Regions from separate parts of the Homo sapiens genome. Here region 2 is linked to region 1. A link is a loop called in an ENCODE intact Hi-C map of the cell type or tissue named here. Cell type or tissue: CD14-positive monocyte. All regions are shown on one strand. Links, peaks and the distances in the headings refer to the core of each region. The heading gives the core; the rest is flanking DNA. Region 1 overlaps RAB31 (RAB31, member RAS oncogene family). Region 2 overlaps LOC124904244 (a long non-coding RNA gene).

What was found. Peaks named below come from ENCODE experiments on the same cell type or tissue, not always from the same donor. Only the 100,000 strongest peaks of a DNase experiment are listed, where the experiment ranks them.
Region 2: it touches region 1 in a loop (1.9-fold over the local background); 11 of 110 quality-filtered maps call a loop at or near these places.

What each region holds. Positions count from the first base shown.
Region 1 is chr18:9,748,750-9,760,714 of GRCh38, reverse strand. The region is part of intron 1 of RAB31 (RAB31, member RAS oncogene family); the gene reads right to left. Among named protein-coding and RNA genes, the nearest start is that of RAB31, 46 kb to the right of the region's middle. In CD14-positive monocyte, for the core only: no CTCF peak of the experiment used is centred there; DNase peaks (open chromatin) are centred at 2,304, 4,904 and 6,604; H3K4me3 peaks cover 263 bases; H3K27ac peaks cover 7,871 bases.
Region 2 is chr18:9,694,271-9,706,235 of GRCh38, reverse strand. It overlaps LOC124904244 (a long non-coding RNA gene), which reads left to right. Exons shown (of 2, transcript XR_007066281.1): 1 at 1-2,362. Among named protein-coding and RNA genes, the nearest start is that of RAB31, 8.0 kb to the left of the region's middle. RefSeq lists a silencer at 8,284-8,486. In CD14-positive monocyte, for the core only: no CTCF peak of the experiment used is centred there; a DNase peak (open chromatin) is centred at 4,405; H3K4me3 peaks cover 1,069 bases; H3K27ac peaks cover 1,513 bases.

The DNA.
Region 1 (11,965 bases), core at 1,902-9,901:
CAGGATTGTTCTTCCACCCTGCAGATTGCCCACAGCCAGGATCCTTAGTCCTGGGACCCGACAGACAGAGGGAGAAGGGAAGCATGAACACCTCCCGGAGCTCACTGCCTCATCTCTCGGCTTTAAATAATCCTACTGACCCTTCTCATAAGATCATTCTATTTGAAATGCAGGGAAGACTAAATGAAAAAAGAATTTCTTTAAAAAGAGTGAAAAAAAATTGTTCTGAAGAACAGCTGATGGCCCAGCATGGTGGCTTCAGGTCTGTAATCCCAGCACTTTGGGAGGCTTACGTGGGAGGACTGCTTGAGCTCAGAAGTTCAAGACCAGCCTGCACTACATGGCAAGACCTTGTCTCTACAAAAAATAAAAAATTAGCTGGGCATGGTGGTGCACACCTGTAGTCCCAGCTACTTGGGAGGCTTGGGTAGGAGGATCGCTTGAGGCTGGGAGGTCGAGGCTGCAGTGAGCTGTGATTGTGCCATTACACTCCAGCCTGGGTGACAGAGTGAGACCTTATCTCAAAAACAAAAACAAAAACAAAAACAAAAAGAAAAGAAAGAGAAGCTCATTTCATTAAACGAATTCTAAAGCACCAGAGAAAATGTGGAAGATGCATATCTTTAACCCAGGTTAAAAAAATAAAATTAAAATAATCTTTTTCAAAAAAATGGAAATGTGGAATAGCAAAGCCTTCAACGCAAGGCAAGAAACAGGGACCATTTACCCACCCTCACACTTCCCGAGAACGTGCTCACGGGGACCACCTTAGTCTGGTGCCCCCTTTTCTCACCATGTTGTCCCCTCTGAAGTGGACACAATCCTGATAACTCATGCATCATCTGTCAGAGCCCCCAGCACCCCAAGATCCTCTGTGGTGCTTTCCCCTTATAAAAACTTGATGTCACTGACACTATTTCTACCACCATAGAGAGGCAAAATTAAACTTTCCATTCAAGTTGAGAGGCCCGACCATGTATGGAAACAGGTCTCGGGATAGCCTTGCCCTTTTCACCCCTCCTGTCTCTCTGTCTTGACCTCCGGCAAGCATATACCTTGTTGGTCCTCATCACCACACCTCTGGGATGAGGCTTAGAAACAGATCACAGACCTCAGGCATCCAATATCCCCCTAAATCATATGGAAACCTTTGTGAGCAGGTAATTTTTTTTTTTGGTGAGAGGGTCCCTCATGAGATTCGCAAAGCAATCTATGACCTAAATAGTTTTAAGATCTACTAGATAGGACAGGTGCTGTGGCTCACGCTTATAATCCCAACACTTCGGGAGGCTGAGGTGGGAGGTTTACTTGAAGCCAGGAGTTTGAGAACAGCCTGGACAACATAGCGAGACACTGTCTTTATGAAAAATCAAAAAATTAGCCAGGCATGGTGGCATGTGCCTGGTGTCCAAGGTACATGGGAGGCTGAGACAGAAGGATTGCTTGAGCCCAGGAGGTTGAGGCTGCACTACACTCAAGCCTTAGTGACAGAGCAAGACCTTGTCTCAAAACAAAAACAAAAACAAAAAGACCCGCTGTATAGATAAATGTCCTCTAAGTGCCCTCCGCTCTACATAGCCGAGCCGCCATGTTTCAGGCCACCTTCCTCATGTCTGAACGTCTATTCCCAAGGCAGCCCTGGGTCCAAACCCTGGGAAGGACAAAGCTACTACTGCTTCTCCATCTCAAAGCCGCACACTGCTTGATCTCAAAGATTATCAATTCTGTCTAATCTTCTACTGCCCTACTTCCTGTCCCACCCAACAGAGCACGCTGGTTGAATTCTGCAGACGTCGTCAGTTACACTGTCTTGCGGTCCCAGCCACTGTGCTGCACTTTCAGAGCAAAGGCCTCGGCAGCGGTGGTCATTTTTGTAGTCACCCTTGCTTTTGTCCTCATGGGGAGATAGACAGGGGGATGGATGAAAGGTCATGCCACACTCGCACACAGCTGAGACTCAGAATCAGATGCACCAGACCATGTCTCACTTGTGTGACATTGGGAAGGGAAGCACATGGCTATTGCTGTAAGTCCCATGTGTCTACCCTCACAGGCTCCTGGTTCAGTGAGGAACACAGACAAGTAAACTGGGAAGTAGCATCGACTGTGACAAGTGCTGTGATGGGGATGCACAGGGACACCTGCCCGCATCTGACAATCAGGAAAGGCTTCATGGAGGCAGGGGCACTAAATCTGAAACCAAAAGGATGCACTAGCCCAGCAAAGAGACAGGCAGGACTGGTGAATGGAGAAGGGAAGAGGGGGGAGGAGAACACAAGCAGAGGCCACAGAGAAGGAAGGCTGTCCGAGTGAGTCAGCGTGGTCAGACATTTGGGGCTTTTCCCCCCAGGAGGCAAAGAAGCCAGCACCTCCCCATGAACATGTGGATGGAGGGGCCTGGGTTATGCTTTCCACTCCCCCATCCTGCTGATCCCACTCTGACTGGAATGAGCTGGTTCCGTGGTGAGCAGGTCATTTTGCAAACCGACTGCCAAAAGCCAAGGGAACTGAGAGGTCGAAGAAAGAGGCAACAAATCCAGTTTCTCAGAGAGCAACATTTAATGGGACGTATGAACAGGAGCCGCGTCTCGGGTGGCCCACAGGCGAAATGGGGGATCCCTGTGCTACCATCCCCAGGCCCAGGGCTTACGCACCACAGGGGGACAGTGTCCGTGCTTCAGAAGGGATGTGCGGAACAACTGCTTTACAGCAAGATTTACGGTAAGTACGATAACATCAAGGTTGTTTTGACCTAAGGACAAGATTTATGGTAAGTACATGCTCTTACACAAGGAAGAAGATGAAATAGAAATCTTAGAGGCATTGCCAGAACTGGAGTTAATCAGAAGCCGACATGATGGATTAGCATCCAGGATGGAGTCATCTTAGCCCTCCACAGGTGGCCTCAAAGAGGGCCTCTCGCCCTCTGCCCTAACCCAGTGGCTCTATCTCCCTACTTCTGACATTCCTGCACATTCCCCAAAGGGGATCTGAAGCACACACATGAACACACACATACATGCACATGCATACATGTGCACACACATGTCCACACAGCCCACAGAGACACTGTTACACAGACCCAGCATGCGGTGTCCTGGATCATCCTAGGTTCAACGTGGCTAAAGCTAGGAACACCACTCACTTCCCAGAAGCCCCTTCTCCATAGAGTTCTGGACTAGAGTTGACCAAAAAAGGAATCTGCAGGAAGTAAAGACTGGGCATTACTCTCTGAAGGTCTTTAGCACACAGAGATGACAAGGTTCCCAGCAGAGCCCCACTTGTCCCCACTCCTCTCTTCTGTGTCTGACTCTTCTCCCAACAGCGGTCCTCCCAATGTAGGGTGTAGAGGCAGGAGCTACGCAGAGCAGTGGCTGCCCGCAGGCACCTGCTCCATGTCCCCACTGCAGGCCGGCTTCCCTGCTGGGCACCTCTGGCTTCTCAGAGCTTCCTTGAGAGCCACAACCATCCACCATGCCGGGTGCTGCTGTTTTGAGATGTTTCTCTGATCTTCGGGCTCTGACTCCCAGGCATCCCCTTCCCCAGCCACCCACACTGGTATTAAGTGGGATTACTGTAATAAATTCCTTTTCCCATAACACTCAGAGTAGCTCTGCTTCCTGACTGAACGCCAACTCATACTGACATGCCCACCAAGGAGAAATAACCCAGAAACAAGAGAGGAATGAATGTACTGCAGGCTAAGACGTAAACTCTGGTAGGAGCATGTCAGCTAAACCCATAGTGCAGAAAGGCACCAATCAATCAGAACAGACTCCTAAACTTATACAACTGGAGCCAAGGGCACCATCAGTTACTTCGTTAGGGAGTTTGAACTTTGTTCTGAGGGCAATGGGAGCCAATGAGACCACACAGTGGTGGAATTTTAAGAGGACTGGAGGAAAGCAAAACTGGAAACAAAGGCCATTTAGGAGCTGTTCATTCATTTGCTGCATTTTTATTGAGCACCTACTACGTGCCAAGCATTATCATAGATGACAGTGGCCTGATTTAAAGTACCAGAGTCTATCGTATCAACACTAAGACTCCACAATGACAGCTTGGCTTACATTCCATGCTCACTTCTATAGAGCAGACAAAAGAAACAGTTCATAAATCCCAACCATAATAAATTTGAAAAGTCAGCATCCTCAGACCACTCACAAATATGAATTAATGCTCAAGGCTTTGCCGACTGCCAAGCCAAGGTCCTGTGCAATACAGTTAACTGCTGTAATCTCTTAATCAGGGCACTAGATTACAACAGATGTGATTTAATCAAATGAGATATATGCACACTTGCAAACTGTACAGAGAAGAGCAAGCAGTCAATACACTTCCACATTATTTATAAGCTGGGGATATTACAGTCTGCCCACAACTTACCTGCTTTCCTGACTCTACACTGTTCTAGTTAAATAATAATGGTTTTTGACTCATGATGTATTAGGAATTGTCTTATACTCATGAAGGTTAACTATATCAGGGTCTATACTTGATCGCACTGCATGAGGAAAGGAATGTGGAAGCAAGGGAGGGAGTACAGAGTTTGAGAAAACCCTAACTCCCTATCTACTGCATCCCCACAACTACCATGCTCACATGACCTTCTCATGGTTTAAAGCTTCTCCAATCATCCAGCACTTCTGCAAGTATTTAACAGACATTACAAAATATAAATAAAAGTCATCAATGAATTTCCAACTCAAGGGAAATTACTAAGCCCTCATCTTCAATCTATGCTCTTTGGAGAAAAATGCTAAAATATTACTCTTAGTTTAAGAAATTTTACCAGGAAACACAAGGCAGCCTAAACCACAGCTGCCAGAAGAATCCACGCCACATTGCAGCCTCTGAGCAGAGGGCAGCAAAAGCCCCCACTTCCTCTTCCATTGTCCAGGCCTCCTGAGGTCAGAGATGAGGCACGCTAGCATCTTTCATTCATTCAAAGGAGAGAGGGGGTGTGACGGCTGGGACTGACAATGAAAACAGAGACAGCCTCACATGTGGACAAACCTCCTGGTAACAACCTAAATCCATGTACTGCTGCCATGAGGCCATGGAAATTCAGTCTCTGGTTCCTGGACAGTGTCCTCAACTGTTCCCCAGCCCAAGAAGAGCTGAAGCTCAAAGAGGAGGGCAAGTGACTGCAGATCAGCTCCTTACTGCTATGCTGGATATCACAGCAATGAGCTAAAATTGACAGCGTGACATTAGTCCTCAAGTACAGCCTTAGCTTACCAAAAATGCCTCCAACTCCTCCAGCACAGAAAACTAATCTGAAACCTTGCTAGAGAGTACGAAGCTCCTGCTCACAGAGGGTAAGGCCAAGGGCACTGATGGGAACCTGGACTACAAAGCAGGCACATGTGGCCAGTTGGGTTGAAAATGCAGTAAAAAATGGTGACTAAGGGAAAAGTCAAGAGAAGGCAGTCACAGACATCAAGACAAAACGGAGCTAATGAGATTCCAAGTTCCACATCATGAATATCTATGAATTATTAAGACCACTAATCATGTTATTAGTAATGATGGTGATGATAGTTAACATTCTGTTAAGCTTTCCTGTATGCTAGACTCTTTTCATTTGCATCACCTCATTTAATCTTCAATCTAATTCTATGACAGACTTACTAGTGTGACGCCTTACAGTTGGGAAAACAGGCTGGGAAAACAGTTGGGAAAACCTGGTCTGTGCCTCAGAAACCCAAGCTGTAGACCTCCATACTGTACCTACTCCTGCCTCTTCACAAACACCATCTGGGCTTGCAATCCTGTGACAAGTGCCAGAGAGACAAGCAGGTATGGTAATGCCTTTATTCTTCCACTCACTAAACACATATTCCATGTCTAGGCCACACCAGGCACTGTGTTAGACATTGGAGATTCAACAGTACATACAGTTGTCCCTCGGTATCCTGGGGGCATTGGTTCCAGGACCTCTTGCAGATACCAAAATCTGAGAATGTTCAAGTCCTGATATAAAATGTTATAGTATTTGCATATAACCCATGCACATCCTCCTGTACACTTTAAATCATCTCTAGATTACTTATAATACCTATACAACATAAATGCTATGTAAATAGTTGTTATGCCATATTGTTTAAGGAATAATTACAAGAAAAAAGTCTGGGCTGGGTGCAGTGACTCACGCCTGTAATCTCAGCACTTTGGGAGGCCTAGGCAGGTGGATCACTTGAGGTCAGAAGTTCGAGAGCAGCCTGACCAACATGGTGAAACCCCGTCTCTACTAAAAATACAAAAATTAGCCGGGTGTGGTGGCGGGCACCTGTAATCCCAGCTACTCAGGAGGCTGAGGCAGGAGAATCTCTTGAACCCAGGAAGCAGAGGTTGCAGTGAGCCAAGATCGTGCCATTGCATTCCAGCCTGGGTGACAGAGTGAGACTCCATCTCAAAAAAAAGAGAAAAAAGTCTGTACTTGTTCAGTACAGACACAATTTTTTTCCCAGTATTTGAAATCCAAAGTTGTTAAGTCCACAAACATGGAACTCACAGATACTGAGGGCTGAGAGTACCTTATTGCATAAGCACGTAAGATGCACAAACAAGGACAAGATATAGTGCTAGACCTCAAGGTTTCAACAGGATGGAGTTTTGTTTTCAATTCCTCTTCATGACGCAGAGTGGCAGGAGCCCTGCACCCCTCCTGTCTTGGGTGGGACTACTTATGCCCAGTGGTGATGCACTTGGCACCGGATAGTTTTTCTCGGGCTTGGAAAAGATTCCTTACGCATGATACACTAGAACACGCCTTGCATCAGAAGTTCATGAGAAACTCAACAATGCCTTTTCTTCATCTTAACCTACCTATCTTTTAGGAATTACAGCTCGTAGAGCACAAACACGTTCATGGTTGTATTTGATCTTCTGATGACTCTGGGAGGTATCATCGTTCCCATTTTACACATTAAGAACTTGAGCCCCACCACAATTCACAGTCGCGCTACTTGTAGAAATGGGGTTAGAGCCAATTCCCATGCCTTCATCTCCTAGTACATACTTTCTTCATTGCTAAAAGACCTTCAAAAAAGCTTTACAGAATCCACACTGGACCAGGAGAGGCCTTCAAAAGCCAAGGAAGAAAAAAGCTCAGAGCCAAGGTATCTGTCTCCATCCATTTTCTGTTATTTATAGTACCTGAAACTGAGTAATTTATAAAGAAAAGTAATCTATTTCTTATGGCTACAGAGACTGAGAGTCCAAGGTTGAGGAGCTGCATCTGGTGAGGGCCTTCCTGCTGGTGAGGACTCTGTAGAGTCCCAAGGTGGAGCAGGGCATCACATGGCAAAGGGGATGAGTTAGCTCAGGTCTTTCTTTCTCCCCTTATAAAGCCATTAATGCCACTCCTGTGATAACCCATTAATCCCATTAATACCACTCCTGTCATGGATTAACCCATTCATGACAGTAGAGCCCTCATGACCCAATTACCTCCTACAGGCCCCACCTCTCAATATACTGGGAATTAAGTTTCAACGTGAGTTTTAGAGGGGACAAACATTCAAATCATAGCAGTATCACAAATAAAGCCATTCATTTCTTATAATTGAGCAACTTTGGTTAATTTTATATTAAAAATCATTTTATGCAAATAAGTATAGACAACTTAATAAGAATCCCACAGCACAGTCCCAGTCTTCTTTCTCATGATAATGTGAGAATATCAGTAAATGTTTGAAACATGAAATTCCACTGTACATATCTTAAGATCTATGGATATAAATCTCTTTAAGTTTTTTTGGAGTCAAGAAAGAAAATGTGTAGTATGTGTTTATCAAGATATGATCTGTGCCTTGTATGAACCACTGCATATTCCCACAGATATTCTGGATAAACATCCTATACGTAGTGTAGACATTCCATAAAGTAAAAGTCTCCAAACTTCTTTGATTGCACATCCCTAGTTGTAAAAGGGTTTGTGTGCATCCTCGAATATGTGTGTATTCATTTATAAATTGCGTACCTGTACTACTATACTAAAGTATCATAGAATATATAAAACATACAGAAATAGAAACTTTAGAAGAATGATGTTATATCAGTCAGGATCTGCTCAATACTGAGTCACCCAACACAGACGTCAATGGGATGCTGGAGCTGATGAAAGCTGCAGCTGCCCTCAGACCTCCAGGTTGCACAGTTTTGTCCATTTAAAGGGCCGAGCTGGGCCGGGCACGATGGCTCATGCCTGTAATCCCAGCACTTTGGGAGGCCGAGGCGGGCAGATCATCTGAGGTCATAAGTTCGAGACCAGCCTGGCCAACATGGCTAAACCTCGTCCCTACTAAAAATACAAAACTTAGCCGGGCGTGGTGGCAGGCACCTGTAATCCCAGCTACTCAGGAGGCTTAGACAGGAGAATCACTTGAACCCAGGAGGCACAGGTTGTAGTGAGCCAAGATCACACCACTGCACTCCAGCCTGGGCAACAGAGCAAGACTCCATCTCAAAAAAAAATAAATAAATAAAACAGCCAAGCTGGTGTCACAGACAGACATGTAATCAGTCAATGCAAGCACGGTGGAGAAAGGGCTCTCAGCATGTCCTTCCACGCAGAGGCTGGGAAACACACAGAAACAAAGCTGTATGAGTAGAGGCTGGAGGCAGCCTCTTTTACTCCCTACAGGAGAGTCAGCAAGGCGAGAGGAAGCTGGGTTGCAGAGAGGAGCTAAGCCAAGCAGCCAGAAGACAGCACTCTCAGGACTGCAAGGGATTCTAGTACAATCCCTGTCTTCCTGGGGCCCAGCTGTGTTCCTGCCTTTGGGTTGCAAGGGATGATGTTTTGCTCTGTTAACGGAACCTTGGGGTATGCTGTGACCCTCTGATGTTCTCTCATGGCTGGACAGCAGGCATCTAAAGCTTGACTCCCAAGAGGAATTGTCCCAAAGATTTTGTAGATGAGCCCTGGGCACGCCCCTTTCCATTTTGTCCCTTCACTTTGCCGTTACATCATTAAATGAACCACTTTTTTACGTGCACCAGCTCAAGTTTCTGCTACAAGTATTGTTTATATGTCTAACCATGACTTAATCATGTGCTGCTCTACCATTGCGGTTGGAGAGCAATACATCAAAAGAATGATGTCTCCTACCTAGAAATAAGTGGACATGCAGAGTCTGGGAAAGATTGCTGTGGCCCGATGTAAGGGCCTTGCCAACATCCAAGTCCTGCCTCTAGCCAAAGCACCAGGAGCACTCATTCAGCCAGTTATGCTCAGTGTATCAAATCTGCACCGCGGGCCAAGGTCATTGTTTAAAGGCACTGTTGCACATGCACTCAGCATTTCAGTTACAGAAAGCTGTGTGTATCCTCTAATCCATCAGAAAATGTTTGTTTTTACATTCTAGCTTTATAACTGACTGACTTTATTTTAAAAAGAAAAATGAACTTGCAGGGCTGAGGCAGGAGGATCACTTAGGCCCAGGAATTCAAGGCCAGCCTGGGCAACATAGCAAGACCTCATCACTACAAAAAATAAAAAATAAATAAATTAGACGGGCATGGTGGTGCATGCGTATAGTCCCAGCTACTCGGGAGTCTGAGGCAGGAGGACTGTTTGAGCCAGAAGTTCAAGGTTGCAGTGAGCTATGATCACACCGCTGCACTCCAGCCCGGGTGACCATGCGAGACTCTGTCTCAAAAAGACTAAAATTAAAAAACGAAAAAAGAAAAGAGGCATGAAAGAAAAATACATGTGCTAGGAAAGATGATGCCTCGTTCCAGGAGTGAAGTCATTCTGGTTTCCATCTGGACCCTTTGGTCTGTTCACGTTTTGACCCTGGGGAGCAACAGTACATTGCCCCCACTCCCCCGACACCCAGTTCTCTCTCAAGCAGGCAGGAAGATTGCAGTAGGATTGAGGCAACAAGGCCAAAAGTTTGCAGATGATAATTTGATCAGATGAACCAAAGGAAGTATGTTTCTTCACTTAGTGGTTTGGACAACTTCAGAGGTCAGGAAAAATATTGCAGACCTTCTCCGAACTCATAGCTTCAACTTCTGCTCTGCTGTGATCTGACTCTACAACCTCAGCACCTAATTTCAAACACTGGTTTCCTACCCATGAATCTGTTGTCTTATCCAAACTGGCACAAAGGCGCCTTTCCACAGTGCCCACCACACGTAAGAATGCACTGGCCAATCCGCCAGAGCAGTGCCCAGTTTTGCATGCAACTGCCGGCACCTCTCCCCCAGAAAAGGATTCATATATTTAAGAATGACTTCCCAGGGCCCCAGTGCATGCCAAGCCTGCATTTTTACAAGGCGGGATCCTTCTAGACGAATGTCCTTTTCTGCTAAATGGATCTAAATGGCAAACTGTATTGGCAGCGGCCAAGAACGCCAGGGTCAACCGGGACGCAGACAGCAGTATCCTGCTGTTTTGCTGACCTAAGGATAAAGGCAGCCCGAGTTTTCTATTACACTTCATCTTGATCCTAGATCCAAACCAGCTAGTTGTTTACACTCCCGCAAACCAGTTGCAGAAAGGCTGGCATCAGCGTGTTTCCCATTTCTTCCCTCTTCACAAAAGCCAGAACACAGATCCCGGTAGACAACCATCTCGCTGCCCACGCCTCCACAGAGTCACAAAATAGACTCACCCTGTACCTTTCGGCCTGTTCAAGGGAAGCCTGTTGGTTAGCTGCGGTTACAGCTACGTTTCAATCTGGAGCTGAGTTCAGGGAGATATGATGACACAGTGAGACAAAAAGAAAGAATGAATCAAAGGGCCCACTGGACGGAGGTCACGAGCTCAATTTTCTTGTCCCTGCTTTCATGCTGGGACCTGTTCACTTGTGGCAGGGCAACCCATAAAGCCTCAGTGTGCTGCTCTCTCATGTTGCATCCCAGAGGAACAACGAGGACTTTTCTCCCCTACAGGACAGAACCGTCTATAAAGACTTACTGTTGTGTGCAGTCCAAGCTATTAAAAGTATAGATTTTCTGTGCTCTGGACTAATATATCAAGAGCTAGTAGCCATTCATGGGAACAATTCTGCAAACCTCAATCATAACTGTTTCAGTCTTCTTGGTTCTTCCTTTTCTTTTCTAATTTAAGGAAGACAAAATCAAGAAAACCCAGTAAGGTAGAGCCCCTGGGAGACCGAAATGTGAAACGTAGGGCACACACACCTTAGGGAACTGGACCAGAAAACAGCAAAACATAGAAGCTATGTAAACTATAAATTACAATAAATCCCAGCTCTCCCACAAACTAACTGTGTAGAGGAGTAGAATTTTGTGTTGGTGAGAGCCTGGGCTCTGGAATCAGACACACAGAACTTAAATCTCTTCCTGGGTGTCCCTGCACTTCCGTTCCCTCCGCTCCCTCTGTTCCCTCTGTTCCCTCTGTTCCGTAAAATGGGGCAATGGTAGCACCTCCCTTAGAGGGCTGTGGTGAAGATTAACAATGACGACAATGTGTCCACAGCAGTTAGAACAGTGCTGGCACACAGCAAATGTTCAATAAGTGCTGATTATTATCGTGATGATGCAGCCACTTAAATGAATAAAGTACATCCTTAGGTGCTGATACGTGTGGAAAAGGCTTCAAGGTATATCAAGTGAAAAAAGCCATATGCAAATCTGTAATGATGCCTCTATTTTTTTAATTATGTCAGCATATGCACATAACCATAAAATGGTTCTTTGAAGAAAACAAACAGAAATCACAAGAATGCATTAACAGCAACTGTACTAAGTAGAGAAGCCTTCACTTTCCAGTCTGTACCTTTCTATACTATTTGAATCTTGTAATTCTATACATTTCTTATATTTATTTTTATTATTATTTTTTTTTGAGACAGAGTCTCGCTCTGTCGCCCAGGCTGGAGTGCAGTGGTGCAATCTCGGCTCACTGCAACCTCCACCTCCCGGGTTCAAGTGATTCTCTTGCCTCAGCCTCCCGAGTAGCTGGGATTACAGGCACATGCCACCACAC
Region 2 (11,965 bases), core at 1,333-9,332, 54 kb after region 1:
TAACCTACAAAGCTCTAGCCCTGGAAGGCAGGAAGATGACTGCTGGGAGACATATTTTAAGAGTGACACGTCAGAGGCAGCTCTCGACTTTTTAAAAAAGTGCCATGTTCTCTATTGTTACACTCTATGATTACTGTACTAAGGGCCCATCCTGACTTCTCTGGAATTTTCTGCAAATATGTAGTTCTGGTGTAACTTCAGCAGGGGTAAAAATTCAATGGTACATAACTGACAATTTATCAAATTAAGAAATAGAACATGCAAGTTTTTCTTATAAGAATTTTGTAACGTAAATGGTCATTGTGCTAATTCAGACCTCAACTTCTCTGCTGCTATAAAGTCTCCAACAGAAAAAGCCAGTAATGGTCATAAAACTGATCATGTTTTTTGATTCAGGAAATCCTTTTTTGAACAATAACATACAAAGACGAAAAGTAAACAAAGCTGCCTGTTTGAATATAAACACATATGCAGACAAAAAAAACAAATAAATGGGTTAGAGAAACAACAACAAAAAAATTACATCCATGGAGGTAAAGGGAGGATTGTTGCGTTAATTGTAACTCAAACCTCTTAACACTTGAGGAATGATTAAGCAAGCTAGGGTGTCGTTACTGGGTATATTTGATGGTGTACAATAGTATATGTTACTTAGATATTAAATGAAATGTGTATACTATGTAGATTTATAGAGACGTTTATAGTAAATAAGGTTCTGTGAAAATAATATGACTCAAAATGTTAAATAGGATAAGCAATATAAATGTGTCACAACGCCCTGGAGTGCAGGCTGATCCCTGGAGACCAGTACTGAGTCATCTGGTCTGCTCAAGGGCCAATTAAGGAAAGATAAAAATGTTTACAAACCTTGTTTTTCATAATTTATCTTTTTTATGGAACTATAGTGTCTGCAATATCAGTTAAACAGCCTTTTAGTATTTCTCATTTATGTAACAACTCCTTCCTTCCTTCTTTCCTTCCTTCTTTCCTTCTCTTTCTGAAACTTTCTAAATAGCATGTGCTACCTAACCTTATTTGTAACCCACGCCCTTTAAACAAATTTTGAGGAGATGAATCCTGGACATACCAGGGTAGGAAAGGGATTTGAGGGATTTAGAAAAACAGAGGTGAGTGGACCCCACAATTCACCCACAGACTTGAAAAAGGAGACAATAGCTGGAGGGGGGAGGCTGGAAACTGAAGGAGCCTGTCTGTGGGAAAGGGAGCGTCCCTGAGAACCCCAAGGAAGGTGGCTGCTCGGTGGAGGGGCTATTAGGTAAGCGGATAGAAACTGCACAGCCTCCTTTGCAATTCCAGATGTCTTCATGTGGAAAGTGTGGTGACATCTTAGATGGGAGATGGGGAGGGTGGGGGCTCGCCTCCTCATCGTCTCCATCGCCTCAAATGGGAGTGCTCAGAAGTGTTCCAGAACAAGTAGACAGCTCTCACTGAAGACAGGGAAGGCTCTGTTGGGATCTCACAAAGGATTGGTGTCAGGTGATAATGTTTAAATTTTCCAGATTCCTGAGAGCCAGCACTGGGCAGCTTAAGCCATCCTCAGCATCCAACTGGCCTCTTTACTGACACTCCTGCCTAGCAACCTCCACTGTCCCTTGGATCTCTGGCTGAGCTTAAAGTGTTGGGTTAAAAGAAAATAAGCAATAAGATATATATTAACACCTCCCATGGAAGGTAAACGGATTGATTCAGCTGTGACCACCTCCCGAAAGCCCTAAGTAACATGTAATTCAGTCAGTCCTGTTCATTTTCATTGCTTACTTGTAAAACTGAGAAATTAAACTACAATGATGCAGATCAAAGTCACCACAACCCCAGTTTCGTTTCATAGACTGTCTTGGGTTATTTCTTCTGGCGAGTCAGAAGTTTTCCTGCAATTGCTCAGAGTAATACACGGAGTTTAGGATTTCTTTTTCTTAAAAGGAGTTGTGTTTCACTTTTTTGTACCTTGATATTATTTGCTCTCAAACTAAAAATTGGTTTAATTTTAGATGTTGGCAACGATTCTCATATCACAGGGATTTCTATGTTTAGCTGTTTACCCACCCATTCGGCAAATAGCAGACACTGACTGTGCTAGACACTGGAAGAATGACCAATGGCGGAAGAAGACCCACGTTGACGTCGAGCTATAAAGGAAAGAGACAAACATATAAACAGGAGACTATTGTATGATGTGAAATGTCTGAGGCTTGGTGTAGTTGCTTCATTTTTGTAGATCTTCTTATTCAAGAAATGGGTATAAATTCCAGAGATGCCAAACCTTGAATTCAACTGAAATCAACCCCCAAGTAAAGGAGAAGATGATCAGGATGGTTGGAGTTTGAACCTAGTCAACTGGTAGGTGAGTGTGTGTGTTTGTGATGGGGGGAAAATAGATTTGTGTTTTGTTTGAATTCCCAAGACTGCCCTAGATAAGGAAGAACCTAATGCAGACTCTTCCTAATCTGAAGTGCCTCTAAGAATATCTGCGTACAAGTTGAGTATCCGTCATCCAAAATGCTTGGGACCAGGAGCGTTTTTCCGATTTTGGAATATTTGCATTATACTTACCAGTGGAGCACCTCTAATCCAAAAATCCCGAATCCAAAATGCTCCAATGAGCATTTCTTTTGAGCATTGTGTCAGCAGTCAAAAAGTTTCGAATTTTGGAGCATTTTGGATTTCAAATTAGGGATGCTTAACCTGTACTAAGAGTACTGAACTACTGTACTAAGTATTTAATAGTTAACTGAGTTGCCTTAAGGCTCCAATTACATTAGAACTCTTGCAAATTTTATTTCTACTGAGGTTATTATTGTTAAAAAAACAAAATTTCAACAACGTTAAAGATTTAATTGGCTTTTATTACTGATTAATGAATCAGGCAGCATCCCATCCAAAAATTGAGAAAATGTGCTCCAATGAGCTAGGGAAAAGACTTGACTTTATAGGCAGGAAAGGCTGAAGAAGCAGAAACAGGGAACGAAAGGTAGATTGGCGTTTCAGAGTTACTTCCCTTGCAGGGTTAAAGCATGGGGGACTTCCTCATCAAACCTGCTCAGGTAAACTGGGCCCCTTCTGATTAGCTGCTGTGCATCTCCTATTTTTCTGAAAAGCTGCCCTTTTTAAAGTTCCGTTGGACAGCCTGGCACCTAGCAGGAGTGACTCCATTCTGGTTTGGTCTGGTCCGTTGGGCCTAGTGTAAGAGTTCAGTCCTCCCATAAATTTTATTTAAGATTATTCTTGAACTACTATTCTCCTTGCTATTCATGGGCTTTCCCAATTACCAATATAACAGAGCCTGTTCTGAATCATCCATAATCCAATCCTTCGCATAGCATATATTCTGCACTCTGAAAATATGTGGTGAGTGGGTGGGTGAGAGAGTGAGTTCACCGACCCGACCGATAAATCCCAAGCATGGAGGGTAGAAAGGGCCCTCTGACATCAGACGGAACCAAGTTTACATGCAGGCTCCTTTATGCCCAGTTTGTGTGAATTTAAGGAAGTTATCTGAGTCTCTTCAACCTGTAGTTCCATCCTCTGTCAAAGATGGATACTGAAAGGCTGTTGCATTATTTTGGGGGAGGGTTACACACAATGCTGTGTGTGCGTGTGTGTGTGTGTGTGTATGTGTGTGTGTGTGTGTGTGTGAATAGCAAGTCCAGAACATCCCAGTTTGCATGGGACTGTCCAGGTTTTAGCCCTGATTGTATGGGACTGTCCAGGTTTTAGCCCTGATTGTCCCGCATTCTGGGAAACTTCAGTCGCAGGTGAACTGCAATTGTTGTTACCTTGTCCCCTTCCCTAAGCCCATAAAACTGTTTTGGGTTGTTACTATCCATTAAAAAGGAAGTGCTGACTTCCAAACATCCTCACTTCCTTCCTCAGTTTTTCTGAATGTAAAAACGACTCCACATTTAGAAAACAGCGTAACTACTTCATGCATAGCTATGCACATCTAAATTACTTATGATTCTCCATCTTATACTCAGTTCACGTGGGAGGCTTAAATATGCAAATTCTAACTTCAGCTAAGTAACCATTGTTTTACTGAAAGACATACTGGGTCTAAAAAAGGAACAAAAATAGGAAATAAGAAAAGAGGGCTTGGTTTCCCAGTCTCCTGGTGGGGCCCCAGCCCCTTTTGTGGCCCTCTCCTGACTCCCCGCCCTTCCCCTCCTGCACACTTGTGTTCAGTGTCATATTCTTCTACTGAACTGAACCTTACCCTAAGAACCAACCCTCAGTAGCTCTGGTAGAGGGCATTTTAAGGACTTTAAGGCAGAACCCTCCCTTGGGTAAAGATTTGTAGGAAGCTGGCCTTCCTCCAGACAGTTCTTCCCCTAGCCCACATGTGGTTCCTGAGTTTCAGGCTATGGAACCTCCCCTGGTTCTAGTGTCAGCAGATGTTCAAAAGTGGGGCATCAAGATTAGTCAGTGGCAGGCCGGGCGCGGTGACTCACACCTGTAATCTCAGCACTTTGGGAGGCAGAGGCGGGTGGATCACCTGAGGTCAGGAGTTCAAGACCAGCCTGTGCAACATGGTGAAACATCATCTCTACTAAAAATACAAAAATTAACCAGGCGTGGTGGCGGGCACCTGTAATCGCAGCTACTCAGGAGGCTGAGGCAGGAGAATCTCTTGAACTCAGGAGGCAGAGGTTGCACAGAGCCAAAATCACGCCATTGCACTCCAGCTTGGGCGATAGAGTGAGACTCCGTCTCAAAAAAAAAAAAAAAGATTAGCCGAGGGTTTACTGTGGGTAGCCCAAGGACAGAGGGGCCCTGGCTCCATTTCTCCTAAATGGGGGAGGAAGCGGGGAGAAGGAAATGCAGATTTACTCTCAAAAATCACAGGGAGAAAGACTGACAGGTTCGACCACCAAAAAGTTAACACTTGCTTAATGGAAGAAATATCATAAACACAATTTTTAAAACTACAATCTGGGAAAATATTTGGCATAAATATGACTCGGTTAATAATCAATATAGAAAGAACTAATAGATTATTATTTATCATTATTATTTTTTACAAAACCACCAAGGTCCATTAGGAAAAATGAGCAGATGCAATCAGGGAGTTCACAAGTAGGAAATGCATGTATGAAGAAGGTGTTCAATTTCACAAGTAAGTAAACATACAGATTAAAGCATCAAGAAATAATTTTCGGCTGGGTGCAGTGGTTCACACCTGTAATCCCAGCACTTTGGGAGGCCAAGGTGGGCCTTGAAGCCAGGGGTTTTGAGACCAGCCTGGCCAACATGGTGAAACCCCATCTCTACTAAAAACACAAAAATTAGCCGGGCGTGGTAGTGCATGCCTGTAATCCCAGCTACTCGGGAGGCTGAGGCAGGAGAGACTGCAGCGAGCTGAGATTGCACTACTGCACTCCAGCCTGAGCAACAGAACAAGACTGCCACCAAAAAAAAAAAAAAAAAAAAGATTTTTTCACTTATCAGCTTATCAGAGTTGTAAAACCTAAAGCTCCGTGCTGGTTAGCGGAACAGAAAGGAGAAGGCCCGGTCAGGCTGCTCAAACAATAATAAACTGCTCTTTTAGAATCAGACTGTCTGACTTTATATATGTTCATATCCTGACAGCCATTCTCTGTCACGTGGGTTCCTTCACATATCTTTCCCCCAATGCAATATTTATTTTACTCTCCATGAACAAAATTAGGTTCTGGTGGGTGTGAGAGATAAGGAATCTGAAAGCTCCCTGCTGGTTGCCAAATGTAAATTTGCATATAGAGGATAAGGAAGGGAAGAAAAGGAAACTTAAACGGAAGGTTTAAGGATTATCTAGGAGTACTCTTCTCTTTTGACTGTGAACGTCTGGAAGCAAGCTTGATGCAAGTAACCACAGCAACACTTATTCAGTGTTAATTACTAGCTAAGTACCAGGTACCCATGGGCCCTGCCAGGCTTCTTATGTCAAAGATGTCACTGTCCCCCTGCCTAAAGGAAGGTGTCATTGTTCTTGAAACTGAGGCAGAGTCCCTGCAAAGATCTGCCCTGATGGGCCACAGACAGGCTTTAAGCCCATGCACTTCAGTAAACATGTAAATTACCATCCCATGCGTTCAGTTTTTAGTTTGAGGCCTTACTGAGGATATGCAGGAAAAAAATGTTGAACAGACTGGGAAATAAAATATCAAAGCTTGACATAGAGAATCAGCTGCAAAGATGAGCAGGTCAGTGCTGGCTGGCATAATCACACACACACTGGTCCTATTTCTCCCTGTTGACTGGAGGGGATTCAGAAAATACATTTTGGTATTTTCCCTGCAGGGCTGAAGAATTTCTCCCAAAGAGTAAAAATAATAAATATTTGTAGAACATGTGAGATCACGTCTGTGAAACACATTTCCCTCTCAACTAGGTTATTTTTCGTGCCCTACAGTTCTTACCTAAAGAGTAAACAGCAAACCCAACAATTATATATATATATATATATTTTGAGATGAAGTCTCACTCCGTCATCCAGGCCAGAGTGCAATGACACAATCTTGGCTCACTGCAACCTTCGCCTCCCGGGTTCAAGGGATTCTCCTGCCTCAGCCTCCCAGGTAGCTGGGACTACAGGCATGCGCCACCACGCCCAGCTAATTTTTGTATTTTTTAGTAGAGACAGGGTTTCACCATTTTGGCCAGGATGGTTTCGATCTCTTGACCTCGTGATCTGCCTGCCTCAGCTTCCCAAAGTGCTGGAATTACTGGCGTGAGCCACCGCACCCAGCCTGTGATGGTTACTTTTATGTATCAGCTTGGCTAGGCCATAGATATTTCATCAAACATTATTCTAAGTGCTTCTGTGAAGATAGCTTACATGAGACTAACATTTAAATCAGTGGACTTGCAGTAAACCAGGGTATTCTGCTAATGTAGGTGGGCCTCATCCAATCAGATGAAAGTCTTTTTTTTTTTTTGACATGGAGTCTCACTCTGTCACCCAGGCTGGAGTGCAGTGGCGTGATCTCAGCTCACTGCAAGCTCCGCCTCCCAGGTTCACGCCATTCTCCTGCCTCAGCCTCCTGAGTAGCTGGGACTACAGGTGCCCGCCACCACACCCGGCTATCAGTTGAAGGTCTTAAGAGAAAAAGACTGACCTCCTTAGAGGAAAAGGGAATTCTGCCAGCGGAGGGCCTTCAGACTCAAGCTGCAGCAGCAACTCTCCCAAGAGCTTCCAGCCTGCAGCCTGCCCTGCAGATTTTGGACTTGCCAACCTCCATAATAGCATGAGCCAATTCCCTAAAATCAATCAATCAATCTATCTATCTATCTATCTATCTATCTGTCTATCCGTCTATCTATCTATTCATCTCCCATTAGTTCATGCTTCTCTAGAGAACCCCAATTAATACAATATTCAGCTAATATTTTTTGCCCTGAATCCCCCACTCAGGATGCACACATATGGGTTCTGACTCTGCTCTCCCAAATATGAATTAGGTACTGCTATGTGCCAGACATGCAGCCAGGAGCTAGAGATGCAAAAGGTCATCGAGGAGTCCTGGCCTCAGGAAGCCTGCAGTCCGAGCTCACCTCTGCACCCTGACCCTTTTAGGAAATAGGCTGTTTCCCAGACTTCTGTTGCTGTGGCCCCGGTGTGAGAATTCATGTGTATAAACACGGACTTGGTCCCATTAATGTTATGAGGAAAGGGCAGTAATAATTAAAAAATAAAAATAAAAATGTGAGAAGACAGATCCAGGTCCAAAGCAGAAAAGCTGTGGTCCATAAGGTTAACCTAGTGCCCACGAAGTGGCAGAACCAGAAAGAAGGGCCAGGTGGAGAGGCAGAGTTAAGTCAGAGCTGAAGACGGTGGTTCAGAACAGAATAGCAAGGCCAATGAGTGGGGCTGTGGGCCCGAGGGGAGAAGGCCACACTTTGGGGAGATTTCACTGACCATGCTATCACCTGTCCAGGTCCTTGTCTGGATGCATTATCTAGCCTAATCCCAGGGCATGATCCAGAGAAAAGAAATTAAAAAGGCATTACTTCCTTACTATCCAAGAGATTTGAGAAGGAGGGCTGTAGCTCAGACCAGGAATAGAAAACAGGTGTATCTAGAAAATGGAAAAGAAACAATATAAACACCTGGTGTGTTAAACCAGCCCCAGCAGGCCACAATAACAAGATGTGCTTGCACCAGGATGTACCCTAGATGCTCAGAAAATATTTGTTGAGAAAAATGAATGGAATCATACAATATGTGTCTTTTTGTGTCTGGTTTCATTCACTTAACATAATGTTTCCAAGGTTCATCCATGTTCTAGAATATATTCACACTTCACTCCTTCTTATGTGATACTGGTTTAAACTCTACTCTTGGTCGGACGAGATGGCTCACACCTGTAATCCTAGCACTTTGGGAGGCCGAGGTGGGTGGATCATTTGAGGTCAGGGGTTCGAAACCAGCCTGACCAACATGGTGAAACCCCATCTCTACTAAGAATACAAAAATTAGCTGGACGTGGTGGCTGTGTGCCTGTAACGCCAGCTACGTGGGAGGCTGAGGTGGGAGGATCGTTTGAACCCAGGAGGTAGAGGTTGCAGTGAGCCGAGATCATACCACTGTCCTCAAGCCTGGGCTACAGAGGAAAACTCCGTCTCAAAAAAAAAAGAGAAGATTTTAAATTCTATTCTTCTGTTCAAAACTCTTGTACACCTTCCCATTGCCCATCCAAGTAAAGTCTAAACTCTTTAGCATAGCATTCACTATTCTACAGAATCCCACCTACCCACCTTCCCTGCGCCAACCCACCCTACCTTTTGGTCTCTGTACCTTTGCCGAAGTCCCAAATCTCTGGACATCTAAATTGGTGATTCTCGAAGCATCTCGAGTCTCCAAACCAGGCTCGGCAGAAACAGTTTGGGAACATTTTATCAATATCCTGCCGGGCAGCAAGCCATACTGCTCGCTGAGAGACGGTTACAAGCTCAAATATGCAGGCTTCTCCTTAGACTACTGATTTGGAAACTGGACTCTGTGTGTTCACAAGCCCTCCAGGTAATTCTGATGTACAGTAAAGTTGGAGAAGCATTGGCCTACATCACAGCACTCCTCAATGTCTAGTTTATATGCGGCTTCTTCAAGCCTCCCTGCTTTCTCTTTCCTCTGCCCAGTTCAGAGTATTCCCATTGGACATTTTCATTCCTCCTTGAGAGGATTTCCACATTTTACACTGTGTCATGGTTGTGTCTCCATTATTAGACCTCAGCTGTGTCATTTCTTTCATCTAGACACTGAGAAGGAGGTTGGACAAGATGCCATTGAAGGTTGCCTCCAGCTGAAATCCTGGGGATGAGCTCATGGAGGGCAGGCCTGGCCCTTCTCCTATCTCCCATTGCACATCATGCCTAAAACATGGCTCCCAAGTTGCCCGTGACAAACTGCCACCAATCTGCAGCAAAATGAGAGGGGGGACAAGTAATGTGATAAACTTTTCTTGGCAGGAAATGTATCCAATTATATTATTCTGAGAGTATTACTTTCCTACTTGGGGGTATGAAAATGTCATTTCTAGGCCAGGAGCGGTAGCTTACATCTGTAATCCCAGCATTTTGGGAGGTTGAGGCAGGTGCCTGTTGTAAACTGTCTCAGAGCCGTAGCTCAGAGAAGGTCAGAGAAAAAGAGAAAACACAGCACAAACAGAGAAGGCCCACCACCGGGACTGTCAGGTTTTGAAGGGAAGGCGAGGGTGAAAGAAAGACACACACAGAGGGAGAGGGCAGCTTAAACAGACACCTGCAGAAGTGGGGACCAGCTTAACACCAGAGCCCACCACTGCTTACAGGCCGGGGATACTTATAAGTATGGGTGGAAGGGGTCTGGGCAGTATGGCTTGCTGCCTGGCAGGATGTTGATAAAATGTTCCCATGATGAGGCGGTTCTGGCCCTTGTTCTGGCAGAATGTGGTGTTCCTTGCCCTTTCTCCCAGCAGAATATGATAGGGGTGTTTCTTTAGTTGGGTCTTTGCCTGTCTGCCTTGTGGTCAGGTGGTTAGGCAGGATGTTTCTTGTGGCCCAAACCCTTGTGAAATGTTTCACTTTGACCAAGGTCTGCAAAATAGCAGGGAGCTTACAAAATGGTGCAGTTTGGACTAACAGGAATAATGAGGACCTGCCACATGCACACGCAGGGCATTCTGAAAGCATGCAAACCTCCTGCCTTCCAGCCTTGCGACGTAACTCACACACGCGCCAACTAGAACTAAGGAGACAACTGTTGAGTGCCTTTTGAGAATTAACAGATAAAGTGTCTATGGAAATCCCTGAAATTTGCTTTAATCCTAATGCCTGGGCCCATTCCAGCAGAGATCAGCATGTTGGACCCCACCAGAGATTAAGCAAAAGGAAAGACAGGCTTAGCAGGAAGGGCGGGACAGTTGTCATCCTCCCAGCCGCCGTCGGGGCCAGCCACAGACTGTGTGTGGTGTTTCTGTTTAATTGTTTGACACACTGAGTGTACCATTCCAAAGTGAGTCCAATTTTTCCTATTTATTCCTTTTTCTATATTTACAGAGTCATAAGTTAAAGAATCTTATAGCAGATGCTTTCATGAAGACTCTGCCCAGTTCAGAAAAACTCTTTCCTCCGAAGAATGCTCCTTCTAAAAAAAAAAAAAAGGGGGAGGGTGGGGCAGGAGACCTGGCAGATACTGCTTTACTACTACCCCAACTGCTTGGCCACAGGTAGGCATGGGTAAATGTCTGATCCAAGGCACACCAGTGAAATTCTCTTGCAGGAATTTGGACCTGAGGTCCTGAGGGTCCACTTGGCTTCTATGTGCAACTGGAACTAAGGTGATGTAGACTCAGGTGCTGTGGGGTGGGTCTCAGGCATGAGGTGAGAGAGGGCCTGGAGCCAAAGTGCAGAGAGAGACACAGATGTGTGACCCTGTGGGAGCAAGAGTCTGAGGACACGGCTGTCATTGGTGCCTCTCATGAAGACAGCCACATCCCCTCACTGAGGATCTCTGAGCCACTCATGAAATGCCTAACAGGTCCCCTTCACTGAGCATGTCACTGCAATGCCGTGGAGACACCACAGGGCCCCACAGGTAACCTAGCACCATGCTAGTCCTGGCACCTTGTGGCTGACCAAGAAATATGTAACACATCACCTGTCACCAGACTAAGAAGAATCTTTGAAAGACTGGTATGTTCCATCTGGAGAGGATTAAGGAAAGCATAACAGCAACCTTCAAATAGTGCAAGCATACTCATCAAAGAATAGAAGGATCAGCTCCTGGATTACTTCTTTTCGTATTCATACCTGACCTTACTTGGGGAGCAAAATTGAAGTGCCTCGAAATTCTGAGAAGCTCCACATGGCAGATTAACTAACAAAGTGTGGATGCAGCAGAGCAACCCATCCCAACTCATCTAAAGGAGTGGCTCACTCTCTCTCTCTCTCTTTTTTTGAGACAATCTCACTTTATCGCCCAGGCTGGAGTGCAGTGGCACAATCTCAGCTCACTGCAACCTCCACCATTCAGGTTCAAGCAATTCTCCTGCCTCAGCCTCCCGAGTAGCTGGGATTATAGGTGCCCACCACCACGCCCCACTAATTTTTTTATATTTTTAGTAAAGACAGGGTTTCACCATGTTGGCCAGGCTGATTTTGAACTCCTGACCTCAAGTGATCCTCCCACCTCAGCCTCCCAAAGTTCTGTGATTACAGGTGTGAACCACCATGCCCGGCTGACTCAGTCTTGACAGAGATGTCCAGGTGAAAGAGCTTCTGGGGAAAGGAGTTAGCTGTCCTCCTCCTCTAGGGGCCGACTTGCCACCTGTCAGGACGTCAGCCACATGACCTCCATAGGAGGAATTGCTCCCCAGAACCTATGTGGCGACTCAGCAGCCTGCCACCCCTTTCCTGTCCAGCCTGACCCACGAGTGAGCTAGAGACCTGCTGGGCAATGTGCTGACTACATAGTTAACAGCAATGGATCTTA